Linked DNA regions of Homo sapiens: region 1 is linked to region 2. Evidence: read pairs that join two places in POLR2A ChIA-PET (ENCODE). Cell type or tissue: CD4-positive, alpha-beta T cell. All regions are shown on one strand. Links, peaks and the distances in the headings refer to the core of each region. The heading gives the core; the rest is flanking DNA. Region 1 overlaps AOAH (acyloxyacyl hydrolase). Region 2 has its middle 53 kb from the start of AOAH.

The links. ChIA-PET counts read pairs that join two places held together with the same protein. Peaks named below come from ENCODE experiments on the same cell type or tissue, not always from the same donor. Only the 100,000 strongest peaks of a DNase experiment are listed, where the experiment ranks them.
Region 1: POLR2A ChIA-PET joins it to region 2 with 10 read pairs; 3 of 35 experiments call an interaction of 5 or more read pairs at or near these places.

Annotation. Positions count from the first base shown.
Region 1 is chr7:36,638,939-36,641,854 of GRCh38, forward strand. The region is part of intron 4 of AOAH (acyloxyacyl hydrolase); the gene reads right to left. Among named protein-coding and RNA genes, the nearest start is that of AOAH-IT1, 40 kb to the left of the region's middle. In CD4-positive, alpha-beta T cell, for the core only: no CTCF peak of the experiment used is centred there; a DNase peak (open chromatin) is centred at 1,083; H3K27ac peaks cover 2,443 bases.
Region 2 is chr7:36,776,071-36,778,986 of GRCh38, forward strand. No RefSeq gene overlaps it. Among named protein-coding and RNA genes, the nearest start is that of AOAH, 53 kb to the left of the region's middle. In CD4-positive, alpha-beta T cell, for the core only: no CTCF peak of the experiment used is centred there; a DNase peak (open chromatin) is centred at 1,171; H3K4me3 peaks cover 1,138 bases; H3K27ac peaks cover 257 bases.

The DNA.
Region 1 (2,916 bases), core at 119-2,618, 140 kb before region 2:
CCCAGCCTCTTCCTTGGACTCTCCCAGGCCTCCTTGTGATCCGTCAACTATGGGGCCACTGTGATAGTCCCACCCAGTGGGCATCTGCAGGCTGTGCTCCAACTGCACCCAGTATCCATTCTGATTAGTTGGCAGTAGGCCAAAAGAGCTGATCCCAATCTTCACTTTTAAAACATGACATCTTTAATACAAAAGCTGCTTAGAGAATGACCCCATTCAAAAACTGACCTCATTAAATGCACTTTTGGCCTTTTCTGGAAATTCTAGCAAACCCTAAAATTCTCCTATTGTATAAATTAAGATTCTCTGGCATAGTCAGTGTAACAGACACCAGATTTTCATGCAAACTATTCTTATGGTGACTTTGTGGCTACTTTTATCAGCAAAGAGCTCATTCCCCACATTTTAAAATGTGAAGGTGGTAGTCCTCTGCCTCAATCATGTGCCCCTGCTTCTCTGTCTCAGAAATAGTCCTTTGCATTCTCAGGCCCAGTTTAAAATCTTCAGAGCCTCGCACAGTCCTTGAGGCATAGTAGGTGCTCAGTAAACATGGAAATAAAAGCAAAAGAAAATAGTTACGATATTATGTTAAACGAGGAAAATAGGCTACCAGATTTTATGCACATAGGAAAAAACCTTGCAAAGGAATATGTTATAATAATGATGGGTGATAACTTTTTCCTTTTTGCCTTTTTCTGGTTTTCTAAATTTTAAACAATGAATACCAATTCAGTAATAAATGCTTTCAAAAAAGAGCTCAATCCATGTTGTCTTGTTTCTTGTTGAAGAAAATGATGTGCTCCGTGCACTGATATGCAAGTGAAGGCCCTGGGGATCTGGTGGTGAACCCCACGGTGAATGACATAGACATCCCTTCCCTCCCAGAGCTTTCTCCCTGGCAAGGGGACTGACCTCGAGCAAGTACAGTAAACAGAAATAAGATGAAGCAGAGAGAGGGCTGAATCCCTTTGAGAGAACCAATCTCATTTTAACCAAGCTCGGTTCTCTGGGGCTCAATGTTTGTTGGGAGGTAATGACAAGCTATGAAAACAGGATGTGGCAAGTGCTGCAGCAGAGGCTGTGCTGAGGCGGGATGGGTGGCTTGTGTGTCCTCCCGGGAGGTCTAGGGTGGGTTCATCTGGATGTGGCTGGGTTTCCGATATTGGTGCACATGGGGGTGGCAGCAGGAAGCCAGGGCCGGGGCTGCAGGGAAATGCACCAGCTTTTGCCAAGGAGGGGGAGTCGAAGCGTCCAAGAGTGGGAACAGAGTCCTGATCCCAGATGGACATCCAGACTCACCCATTTACTCAGCACCCACTTCCAAATTCCAGTCACAATAACTGCTAGGAAAATCTGGGTTTCTGCTGGAAATTGGGGATGGGTAGGACCCACAAACTAGAAAATTAGAAGCATTTCTGCAAGATGCAGTTTGGGTAACATCAAATTGAAGCAAAGAGGGAGCAGTCAGGCCTTTAGCACTCTCAAAGGTGAAGGCTACATGGGGAGTGAGGGAAGGGACCCTAGGGTAGAATCCCACCAGCACCCTTGAGGCCGGGGCAACAGGGGCTTAGCCAGCACAGACAGAGTGGCTGTGTGTAGGGTGCAAGTTTAGGTGTAACAAAGATGTGGAGGCGTGCCCTTGGACCCAGGGTTGTCTGCAGCCTTTGTCTCGGCGGCACTCACCACTGCCCCTTGGCAGAGGCTGTCCCCATGTTTAGGGATGGCAATCTGGTGGTGATGGTGACAGAGTTGTCCTGCAGCTGCCTTTGCAGGTACTCTACCTAAGATTCAGAAAATGGCAATTGACTCTACCCAACAATAAAGTGAATAGTGGAGGGAAGCTCCAGAAGCCACCACTGGCTCCAACCCTGGGCATCACCCAAGGCTAGAGAAGGACCCCAGCCTGGCCGACTTGAAGCCGCTGCAATGAGGTAGAAAAGAGCCTGCAGGAAGCTCATGGCCTTGAGTAGGTGGGGAAAGGTGAGTAAGTCAGAGATTCCAGGCTCGGAATAGCTGTGCACAGGAGCCGAGGGGGCACAGGTGCAAAGGACAATGGTTTACATCACCCTCAGGGGTTGAGAAAGCTTCTTAGGGGACCTGCAGCTTGAGCTAAGCTCCTACTCAAATCCCTCTTCACCCCTAGAAAGTATACATCCTCCCTACTTTACAGCGCAGTCCACCCAGAGGTCAAGCACCTCACGTGATCACAAAGGTAGGGGCAGACTAGAGGGAGGTCTGCTCAGGAATCAGGCCCAGAGCTTTCAGTCTTCAAGACTCATGCATGGCTTTCTTGTTTACAGTGTGCCAGATCATAATAAAAATGGAGTTTCTGGCCTTCAAAACTGGCATCACAGGGATTCACCCGGGAACTGCCATTCTAGAAGCCCCCCCTCCTCAGCCCCCTTTGGATAATTTTCCAGTTGCAGCGCTGAAGTCTTGTTCCCCCAATGACTCTCAGAGCTCCTGGGCAGGGGCTTCGGGCTCTGGGCTGTAATTTTTGATTTCCCTTAACATCTTCAATAACATTGAGCCCAGGGCATGTAGGCAACAAGTGCCTGTTGACTTAAATTCACAAAATTATGAAAATGAGAAAGACTAAATAGAGACTAAGAAAGGGCTGTAATTTTCAGATATTTCCTTTGAAAGCTCGCTACAAGGGTTGCTTCCTCCTGAAGCCTTCTCAGCTTTCCTAGCTTTCGGGCCGAGCTTTCCTTTTCTGTTTCCTTTGCATTCTACATTATAACACACTCCCATGCATACATTTCGCATTCCCCCACTAAACCTCAAGCTCTAGGTAGGTGAGGACGGTAACAGTTGCCTTTATGCAACTCCCTGACCCCCTTCACTCCCTACGTTTGCACCTGCCATGCTACCTTAGAAGAAATAACATTGACTGAACAGAGGAATGAGAAAATG
Region 2 (2,916 bases), core at 199-2,698:
ATTTTTAGGGGCTAATAAAAGCACTAGACTTTCAATCCAGCAGAAAACCATTCACAACTAAATGTTTTTATTTAAGTAAACTCTAGCCTTCTTTAAAATATTGATTGATTGGTTCTTATAATCTGGAAAGCAAACTAAGCATATCTCCATCTAACCCCCAAACTCTAGTTTCAAATGTATTATCTGGGTATTGGTGTAGTCTAGTGATTCGGTTATAGAATCATAAGACCTGAGCTTGAATGTAAGCTCTGAGACTTATTTTCCTCAAATATATGATAAGGACAGTAATACCTGATTCTTGTAGTGTTGCTTCATGGATGAAGTGAGATAGTATATATGATACCTAGGGTTTCAGATATAGCAGACACCTTGCAAATGCTGGTTTCCCTCTCTTTTTCTCTCTTCCCATTCCTATCACATACACAGCCTTAGAATTGTTTTCTAGTTTTTCCATGTTTTATTTTGCATGTATTTTTACTCAAGCCACTGACATTCAGCAGAAAGTCTGCCCTTTAGATACTTTAAAGGAGATCTAATCATTAACTGATTTCCATATTCCTCTCTTAAGATTTCAGCTACTTAAATCCTACCTTTTCATTTCTAGTCTGTTTCCATCATAGTCTTTTAAAATGTGCTGCTTTCCGTGTAATAAGTGCCATCTGTAAGCATTTAACATTTTTAATGCAAAGAGTGCTCACATTTACTATCCCAGGTGAGCCTCCCACAGCTCTCCATGTTCTGTATGGCGGCAGAAGCCCAGTCTTCCCCTCTGAAGACCATCAAACTAAAATGCTGCAGCATCACTAATGGTCCTGCTGTTGGTAAGGGCAGAGCTGGAACATTAACCCTGGGGTCCTGACTCTGAGCCTCATTCTCCTCCCACTTTATCTTACTGCCTGCTCTGTCCACTCTTCCCTCTTCCTGTGCCTGTTTTCCTCACCTCTGGGCTTGTTTCTTCCAAGGTCTCCTTTTGACAATATTTTTGCAATGACTCTGTATTTGCCAGGGCTCTTTCCATTTTTCCATTTCAAGTGACAGAAATCCTACTCAAAAAAGATTTATCAGCTCGTGTGCGGAGCAGTATGAGGCAGTGAGTGACGCCAGGTGAAGCTGGGGTTGAGGGCTCAAAGGTGTCATTAGGGTTTTTTTTTCTCCTGTACATTTCTCAGCCCTACTTCCTTCTGGTTTTTGGCTTCCTTCACTTCCTGCAGATGCATTTCCTTTTTGTGGTAGCAAGCGTGGCAGGCAACAGGTTCTATGTACATCTGCACTACTTGCTATTCAAGAGGAGAGAAAGTCATGTTCTTCATCTGTCTGTAGGGAATTCGCGCCATTTGGATTGTGTGCCATTCATGGGACCAATCACTGGCCGAGCTCAGCATCACATACCTGTTTCTTTAATGGGAAGGTGGGGTTCTGATTTGAATGGAAAAAGCATGCCTCAGAGAAAAAGAGTTGAAGAAGGGGCCACCTGACCAGAGAAACGCAAAGCAAAGCAAAAACCCAGCATTGTGTCAATCAAACCTTGCATTCTAGACAGTAGCAAGTAATTCAAATTTAAATACTATAAAAACTGATATATATTTTTTTCTGAATTTTTGCATGAATTTTGTCTTCACATTAAAGCTTATTCACTGAATTTCATGTGATTTAATTTAATGTCTGTGACAGCCTTTTCAGACAAACAAATTAAAATGCAGGAGAAAAAATGTTTGTCAGACCACACATCCTCATTTGGAGCTCAGAAAATGTAATCCTCGTAGGTAAGGACAGCAGAGCCTACGGGCAGGTGTGCTGTCTGTCGTGTCTCACCTGCCCACCTCCAGTGCTCCATTTCTTGGCGAGGAAGCCAGCCTGCTTGAGCACTCATTGAATATATATTTAATGGTGCGACATTTATGCGATGCCAAGGAGACTTTGAAATGACTAAATTTAAAATAGATCTTTCTACCTCAACCAAGAGAGAGAAAGCAAAAGGAAATGAAAGACACTCTGTGAGTTGAGAAGACACATTGCAAAAGAGCTAAAACCAAATATGCCTGCAGGTTTCCAAAGCAGGCTTTTGTTATTTTACTTTCTATCTCTTTTTCTCTGTCTCTTTCTTCCTTTCTACCCCAGATGTACCAGGCAAATTAGTAAACAATAATAGTAATGATGATTCTAATGATGATATTACTAAGGATAACAACCCTTTATGGAACACTCATTACATGTCAAACACTTTGCCAACCTTTTTATATCAATGATCTAATTCAATACTCACCACCAGGGAGTGAATTTTATTTGTATATTATAGGAGGAGGCTGAGGTTTAGGGACGTTCACTAACTTATCCAAGTTTATTCAGTTGATAATACTTCTAGTGGCTTCCTATTGCTCCTGCACCACATTATCATGAATCTCATGGCTTAGAAAACACACATTTATTATCTTATGTTCAGAGGCCAGAAGTCCAAAATGGGTTTCACTGGGCTAACATTAAGAGGTTAGCTATGTCCGTTTCTGGAGGTGCTGGGAAGAATCCATTTCCTTACCTTTTCTAGCTTCAAGAAGATGCCCACATTCTTTGGCTTGTGACCTTGTCAGAGATAAAAGATAGCTCTTGCCATCAAGATGCTCACAAAGGGAAGACACATAGGTAAACCAGTGATCACAGGACTTTGTGAGGATGCTGTGGGAGCAAAGAGGAGTGTATGTGTACAGTGTTGGTGTAGGGGTATGTTAGAAAAGGATTCAAATGGAAGTTGATGCCTCAGCAGAGTCCTAAGGCATGAATAGGAGTTATTCAGGCAGAGAAAAATGGGAACACACTCTAGGCAGAGGGAACAGCATGTGCATAAACATGAAGGGCAAGAGGGTACACAGCATTTGGAGAATGCAACTTGTCTGGTATGGATGGGACATAGAATCCAACTGG